Linked DNA regions of Homo sapiens: region 2 is linked to region 1. The links are chromatin loops, found by intact Hi-C in ENCODE. Cell type or tissue: HepG2. All regions are shown on one strand. Each heading gives the region's core, and the rest is flanking DNA. Links, peaks and the distances in the headings are about the cores only. Region 1 overlaps DISC1FP1 (DISC1 fusion partner 1). Region 2 overlaps DISC1FP1 (DISC1 fusion partner 1).

Evidence for each region. A loop is a pair of places that touch in the nucleus more often than their neighbours do. Peaks named below come from ENCODE experiments on the same cell type or tissue, not always from the same donor. Only the 100,000 strongest peaks of a DNase experiment are listed, where the experiment ranks them.
Region 2: it touches region 1 in a loop (2.9-fold over the local background); 2 of 110 quality-filtered maps call a loop at or near these places.

What each region holds. Positions count from the first base shown.
Region 1 is chr11:90,383,267-90,387,672 of GRCh38, reverse strand. All of the region lies in intron 1 of DISC1FP1 (DISC1 fusion partner 1), which reads right to left. Among named protein-coding and RNA genes, the nearest start is that of DISC1FP1, 130 kb to the right of the region's middle. In HepG2, for the core only: no CTCF peak of the experiment used is centred there; no DNase peak of the experiment used is centred there.
Region 2 is chr11:90,446,118-90,450,523 of GRCh38, reverse strand. All of the region lies in intron 1 of DISC1FP1 (DISC1 fusion partner 1), which reads right to left. Among named protein-coding and RNA genes, the nearest start is that of MIR4490, 110 kb to the left of the region's middle. In HepG2, for the core only: no CTCF peak of the experiment used is centred there; a DNase peak (open chromatin) is centred at 2,073.

The sequences.
Region 1 (4,406 bases), core at 329-4,328:
TTATGTTACATATGCAAGCACCAGTAAGCAAGTATCTTATAGCTGACATATCAGTTATCTAGGCCGGGTGCGGTGGCTCACGCCTGTAATCCCAGCACTTTGGGAGGCCGAGGTGGGTGGATCACGAGGTCAGGAGATCGAGATCATCCTGGCTAACATGGTGAAACCACGTCTCTACTAAAAATACAAAAAATTAGCCAGGCGTGGTGGCGGGCCTGTGGTCCCAGCTACTTGGGAGGCTGAGACAGGAGAATGGCGTGAACCTGGGAGGTGGAGCTTGCAGTGAGCCGAGATGGCGCCACTGCACTCCAGCCTGGGCGACAAAGCGAGACTCCGTCTCAAAAAACAAACAAAACGAAACAACAGAAAAAAAAGATGTCAGATATTTATATCTTGTAGAGTGAAAGAAGGAAGAGGGATTCAAACAGGGAAAGTATAATAAATAAGAGATACATGCACATGGATGCATCCTCTTAGTTGGGGTGGGGGTTGTGGTGAGGGTAGTCTACTGGCTGTGTTTCTTTGTTACATAGTTTGAGGAGAAAGTCAAAAGCTTCCCTGATGTGGGAACCCTGATGAAACCCCAATGCATAGGTTTTCTCATTTATATGAATCCTTCAGTGTATATCCTAGAGCTGGAACCTAACAGATCCTCATTAAATATTTGCTGAATTTGTTTGCTTTCCATTTGTGATTTTATAGAATTACCTAAATGTTTTGGAATCTATAATCATGGTGAAGATAATGTCAACACTACACTAAAATTAACATTTTGAATTTGAAAAATGAAACTGTCTTGAGAAGGCATTATATGTACCATCATTATGTCTAGATCTACATGTGAAGGTTGAGGAAAGAATACTTGGTTTGCACTAGGCAGTATCGCATATAACAAAATTGAATATGCATGACAGTCTTATGTAAAACGTCTTGTACCCATTTTACAGATGAGTTAATGACGAAGTTCCTAATTTTTTTTTTTTTTTTTTTTTTTTTTTGAGACGGAGTCTCGCTCCATCGCCCAGGCTGGACTGCAGTGGCATGATCTTGGCTCACTGCAACCTCCGCCTCCGGGGTTCACGCCATTCTCCTGCCTCAGCCTCCCAAGTAGCTGGGACTACAGGCGCCCACCACCATGCCCAGCTAATTTTTTGTATTTTTAGTTGAGACGGGGTTTCACCGTGTTAGCCAGGATAGCCTCGATCTCCTGACCTCGTGATCTGCTCACCTCGGCCTCCCAAAGTGTTAGGATTACAGGCATGAGCCACCGCGCCCGGCCGGAAGTTCCTAATTTATTTAAGGTTGCTGTCTTAGTCCATTTGTGCTGCTACAACAGAATTATCACAGATTCAAAACAAATGCTGCATCTTTACATGGTGGAAGGCTTGGAAGGGGCAAACTCAACCACTTAAGCCCTTTTATAAGGTTCTAAGCTACTCCTGAGGGCAACGGCCTCATAGCTTAATCATCTCCTAAAGGCCTCATTCTTAATGTTGCATTGGGGATTACATTTTCACATACATTTTGGAGGGGACAAATATTCAAACCACAGCAGTTATATAACCCTTCAATAGGTAAGACTAACATTTAAATTCAATCTTGTCAGACTCCCTAGTTTAGCCCTTTCCACTAAATAAACTATGCCTGTAAGAATGGAATTTAAATCTCTGTTGTTCATATTTCACATTTCTAATGGCTTACAACAGGTTACTATTGAAAAAAATCTATGGTCATATTAAACACTTGAAAATATTCTAAAAATTATGCTAAGCCACATTTTAAAGTCAATTATATAACTATACCTATATCTATCTATATATCTCCAGAAATTTTGTCTTTAGTTTTCTTGTAAACACGTTTTAAATTAAGAATAAAAGACAAAGAAAAACGTAATTTGAGTATTATTAAGTTCTTAATGCCTGAATATACCTTGATATTCCTTGAAATTTTGAAACTCAGGAGGGTAATGTATCTAGGCATAATTCTTTTTTAAAAGTCACTCACACCTGGTTCTATTTTCAATGTATTGGGTTTTATGAATTAGTTTTTCACAAAAAGCACTTATGCCTAAATTTATTCTGCTCTAAGTGCAGACATCCCTAAGGTTCATAGTGAATATGGCATTATAGCAATGGTTTGTGTTATGATTAAAGCAAATTATTCTTATATGCCATCCATTTAAACAGTATAATATCCATTTCATGTTCTGGAAGTAATTTTTAGTAAGTATTTTTGCCATATCCATTAATGGTGAAGCAATAGAAAACACCAATGGAGACTTAAACATGTCTGGATTTGAATTTCCCATTAATATGGCATTTTAATGACAGATAGCATCATGCCTGTCTCTAGTGAGGGGTATTTCTTACTTTGTCAATGAGATCATATTTCTGTGCTTGTAACACATAAGCACAAGCTTGTGCTTCTATAATAAAAAAATTTTAAAATCTAGACAGCATATAATTTAAACCAGTATTTCCAAAAGTGTATTCCTTTACTTGTTAATAGGTTTCTTCCCCCTACCCTCAGCAAGAAAACCTTAAGTGGCCTACTGTTGGTTGGACCCTTTGTTTGCGAGTACAAAAACTCCAACCAGGAAGGAGAGAGATCAACCAGAGACTCACAACTCTCAGCTGATTTGCTATTTCTGTCTTTGATTCTCTCTGTTAGGTTGTCTACATTCTTTCTGGACAGTTCACAGCAATGGTGATAGTGAGCTCCAAATTTATATCTTAGCATTTGCAACCAGCACAGATAAAGGGCCTCACCAAATCAATGTAGAAAACATGTTGAAGGACTTTGATCTAGCTTGGCTCATAGGTTCATTACTAAGCCAATCCTTGTGCCATGGAATATAGATACTTAGTCCCACCCCTGTGGCCAGTGGGGAGACAGCTATAATCAGAAGTAAGTTTGGGGAAATGGTGTTAGCAAAGGTATAACAAGAGTCAAAACATTTGAACAGGTCTCTGTACTGTTTGCCATCTCAGAGTCTTCAATACGCTAATATGAATCATAAATCTGTACACAAGGAGGACATTATGTGCAATGCTTCTAAACATTGGAATACAGAAATTTCTTAATGGGCCATCCTGTGAGATTAATGTGTTATATGGATACAAATGTACCACATAATCTTCTTTAGTTTCTGTTATTGATTGAACAGTCTTCATGAACTACCACTGCTGAGTGGAAGGCCTGATTGAGGTGTACATTTATAGAATGAGTGAGTATGTGAATACGGTAACTTTAACTGCCAATCAAAAATACCTCATATTTTTCAAGTTTAGTTTCTACTTATAAATTTGTCTCTCTTGGTGTAATGTACAATTAGTTAAATTACCTCTCGCTCCTCCTCAAGTGGGCCTCTGGCTACATGGTTAAGGATGGAGTTGTTTATGTGTTATGATGTCTGTGCTTTTTCCTCTGGATGCTTGCCATCCTGTGCTATGAAATGTATGTTTGGGCCCCTTGGCTCCCTTCACTGAGGTTTGCTGAGGTATAGCTTGTAACCTTAGAATTTATTCGGCCCAGGTAGGGCTTTTTGCCCTTCTTTTGCTAAATGGTTTTACCTCAGCTCTTGCTAGTAGTACACTCCCACCTAATACCAAAATGTCTTGCATTCAGTCCTTGGCCAAGGCTTTCTTTTCCAAATTAAGGGCAATCTCTCCATTTGCCATGCTCCCTCATGGTCCCAATTTTGATTGTTAACTAATGTGATTCCTTTTCCTATGTGATATCATCCCCCACATCATCCCCCAAGGAGTGTTAATATAGTCTACCCTAAATATCTGCTAGAAATATAAATGAAGCCACAAATCTGAGACACATATGTAATTTTAAATTAAAAGCAACATTTTTTTTTGCTGTTGTTTTTTGTTTTTTGAGATGTAGTCTTGCTCTGCTGCCCAGGCTGGAGTGCAGTGGTATGATCTTGGCTCAATGCAACCTCCACCTCCCGGGTTCAAGCAATTCTCCTGCCTTAGCCTCCTGATTAGCTGAGATTACAGGCACCTGCACTACATCCAGCTAATTTTTGTATTTTTAGTAGAGACAGGGTTTCATCATGTTGGCCAGGCTGGTCTCAAACTCCTGACCTCAAGTGATCCACCCGCATCGGCCTCCCAAAGTGCTGGGATTACAGGCGTGAACCACCATACCCAGCCAAAAGCCACACTTTTAAAAGGAAAGTGAAAAAGTAAAAGTAATGTTAACATGATTTTATAATTAAATAACATGTTAAAATATTAATCCAATACATTCAAAATATTGTCTTTTTATATGCAATCCACAAAAATATTGAGATTTTTTTTTTTTTTTTTGGACTGAGCCTTCAAAATCTGGTGCATACTTTGCACTCACCACCTAGTTCAACTCTAGTGCCCAACAGCCACAAACCTTTAGCA
Region 2 (4,406 bases), core at 122-4,121, 63 kb before region 1:
AGAAAATTATTCCTCTGTTCCTTCAAAGTATGGACCAGCCTAATCTCAGAAATGTATTCGATTGCTACTTTTCTGATCACTTGCAGGACCAATTAGCCAACAATTAGTTTTTTCATTAAGAAACAGATAGCATACTTGAAACAAGATAATTTGAGGAGTGCTTCCTTATAAAGAGGTAATTCACAACTGTAGCAATGGAAAGAAGCTACAAACGTTATACATTAATGAGAGATATAACTGTTACCACTCCTGGACCCAAAGACACAATAGAAGTAATAAATTGCCTGAATTCTGATGGAGAAAGTAGTTGTATTAAGGTTTTAGGTCACACACACAAACACACTGGGTGGCTTAAAAAAACCAAAATATACTGTAACCATTCTGGAGGCTAGAAGTCCGAAATCAAAGAGTCAGCAGAGCCGAGCTCTCTCTGGAGATTCTAGAGGAGAATCTACCCTTGCCTCTTCCTGGCTTCATGAGGTTGTACAGGAACATGTTTGATGTTCTTTGGCTTATAGCTGCATAAGTACAATATCTACCTCCATCTTCACATGGCTATCTTCCCTGTATTTATTTATGTCTCTGTGTTTTTTTCTCTTCTTATAAAGACAAGTCATATTGAATTTAGGGCCCGCCATATGCCAGTATGACCTCATTTTAACTAATTACATTTACAGAGATGCTACTTCCAAATTAGGTCACATCTGGAACTCTGAGAAGCACATAAATTTTGTTTGGGTGGAAAGGGGAGTGACTACTACGCAACCCAATACAATTATATAGAGTATGTGCTTGAAAGGAGCTTTATCCTTCATACAAGTGATACAACTAACTTGAGTTGACCTAGGAATGATGAAGCTTGGAAAATAAATATGCTGATTCTACTCTTTCACTCCATCTAGATCTCTTGCCAGACTTCACATTGACTAGAATCTAGAAGACATAGAGCCCATTTGTCAGACACTTGGGCAGAAAGCCAGGTGGAGGGAGGTATTAAGTGAATCTTAAAGAGCAAAAAATATTCATCACATGCCTAAAGGCACCCACAGAAGTCTAAATAAACTTACTAGGTTTCTAAACATTATGAAAAGTATACAAAAATTAAGTACCCATTGTAATAGAATGATAAAAGTAGGGGGATATTGTCTAAACTTCAAAAGCACAGAATTTTAAAATTGCTATTGATAGAATTTGTCCATCTTTACTCTAAAATTTTATTTGCTCTTTATAGTCTCAAGAAGTAGAAAGTGATAGATACTAGAGAGAAAAGATGTTTAAGAAAAGACTATTAAATTAACATATTTTGAAAGTCTAATCATATGGAAGGCCACTAATGTTATAGGTTAACTGAAAAACACAATTAATTTTCTGGGGATGCTTAGGAGTAATAAAGTGACTATCATCCCTCTTTGGGAATGACAGAGACAAGACATTTGAAAACTGATTATGAAAACATCTTCATGAGTTCTTATCTTCCAGTCAAATATAACTATATTTTGGGGAGCCTTTTCAAAATGATGACTGATATGGCTTAGAATAAACCAAGCTCCTATTATCCAAAGTGAATGAGCATTTTCAACAGAAAAAAAAATCATTAAACTATTTATTCATTAAAAGGAAAACAATAACATTTAAGTTAAGATGATGTCAATGCAGGAATCTCTATTGTATCATCTCTCTATACATGAAAATATTATTAGAAAACTACTCAACAATGAAGTACTCATATCAGCACTGAAAATTTAGACTAGCAGTCTTACATTCACCAGTGTCAAGGAAGAATGTCTACTAGGAGCAAGATTTAGTGGCCTCTCTTTGTATACTTCAGCCTCTGAATTAAAACACCAATTAACAAAACTAGCCTTAGGCTCTGCTTATCCCCATTTCTTACCTTAACTGAAAGTCAAGGCTGTGTTTCAGTCAGAAACCCGGTAAAGGAATACTGCTTTCCTAAGTATCCATTGCCCCACCGCATTGCCCTGCCGGGACTCCCTCCCTCTCTACATACATTTAGACACTACACATCTCATGACTGGGATAAAAGAGAACAGATATTGACATTTGGCATTCTCAAGTCAGAACGCTTTCATCTAAAGCACTGTAGCTGACAGAGAGGAATAAAAGTCATTTATAATGTGTGTGATGTCTGTGTGCACACTTTCCTGCTCTGCAAAGATCAAAGGGAAGCTATATTATCAGGGACATAAATTATCCTCCTTATTGTCAGAAATTATGTAAATAGCCTTAATTTAAGCATAAAAGTTTATAATGTCATACACCAAAACAACTACAAAGGTCACTGGAATGTATATAGTTTAGTTTTAAATTTTTATCACAAATGTTTGTATTTTCAAGTCATTTTACACTATTTCTATATATTTTTTGTTAAGAAAAAGAAAACACATTTGAAATGAAAGAAATGGAAAAAAAGAAACGCAGAAAAGAAGAAAGCAAAAATAAAAGATTTAAAAACTGCTGTCTGAATATATTATTGAATTTTTGTAGCAGTGGTTGAACAGACCAGTGAATTCATAATAACCCTCATAACATAGAACATAATTTTTGAACTTGTACCTTAAAACAAGAAAGTTGTGCCAGTGTTTGTATCTTAATTCTCTGATATTTTGCTCACAACCTAGTAACTGCATGCCTTCTGCTACACAGACTGTAGTTTCCCAGCACTACACTACAATGTATTTTAGCTTCAAGTGTGATGCTATTTTTGTTTTGTTTTGTTTTTTCAGCCAAGCTAACATATTTGAACCTTACTTATTTGAAAACCAGATGTTTCTCTAATGCTTTAAGACTTAGTTCAACCGGCGCGGTAGCTCAAGCCTGTAATCCCAACACTTTGGGAAGCCGAGGTGGGTGGATCACTTGAGGTCAGGAGTTTGAGACCTCGGCCTCCCAAAGTGCTGGGATTACAGGCGTGAGCCACCGCGCCTGGCCTGTAATTAATACTATTTTGAATTTATGTGCAATGACCAGATGTACATACACAGGTGAGAGAGTGTTTAACCCTGCCTCTAAAGGAGGAGAAAAGATTTAACCAAAGAAATAATATTAGAATTAACTCTTGAAGGATTCATGCACCCATTTATTTGTTTATGCACTCTTTTTATAAGAACTCCTATGTTCTCTTTTTTGAGAACCCCTATGTTCCAGGCATTGGGATAAGTAATAAAGATATAATTTCCCTGATCTATTACAATCTAATATAGGAGACAGAAATGACTTAAGTAATCTTCTTAATGAATATATACAGTGTAAAGCATATTATATGAAGACAAAGAATGTGCATCCATAAAAACATGTAAAATGATACACAAAAGTACCCCAAGAAACTGTTGCTTAAGCATGCTAGAGTTAATTAGGCAGAGGGAAGGATGAAATTTTAAAAAGAAAATTTTATATACAAAGACTGTTTGATATAAGGAAGTAGGACACACTCAAAAACTGATTTTTAAAAACCACCAAAACCACAACAAAAAGCCTTATAGTGGAGCGGAGTACTGAAGGAGGATAATACAAGGTGGGCTGAAACCCTAGTCAAGACCAGTTAGACAAGACTTGTAGGCCATGTTAAAAACTATATAATAACAACAGTGAACACCATTGAGAGGTTTTAAATGGAATTCTACTGCTCTAAGAAAATAATTTGGCACAATCCTGACATGAAAGTAAGAATGCAAGTGGCATATTCAGAGAAGGGGAACTAGGTGAATATAACTAGAGGAAGTTGGAGATTTGGAGATGACCAAGACATCCTTGACATTCCTCTCCCAGCAAGTTGAGAAAACTTTTAGACAAGCTTCTTACTGATTTTAGGCCCCTGGCCAATTTTTTTAGAGCACTTATTTAAAAAACCTGTCATTGTAAGTTCTTTCTCTGCCCCTTGGACATGTGAATATTTTTAAAAGCTCCTTGTCAATTTTTTTCAATGCAGCAATGTCATTCCTTGATATGTGATTATCAAGGAAGAAAACACCCCTATCTCAGTTTCTGTGGGAGGGTAGGAGCCTAAATTTAGCAGGTTCCTTGCTCCAAGTTGTAAAAACTATTCCTGTCATGAAGCTATGAGAAAGTTAAATTTAACTTTGGGTAAAGCCATTGGTAAATATAGATGGCCTATGACCCCTCATCCCCAGCCCAGCTCTTAAAAGCTCTCCAGGCCCGTGTTTTAGTAGAGTTGAGCTTGAAGTGAGTTCAGGCCTTTCTCCACTATTGTGATTGTCTTAGTCTTTCCTGCCTTTGATATTGTCTCATACGGGTTTTGCTTTGACAGAAATGAGACCAGAAAACATCAAACAACAAATTAAAGAGCTTGATTCTATTATTATGCAATGTGAAAGCAGCCAATAGTTTTAAGCAAAAATAAGGACCATATAATTTAGAAAGATACTTTT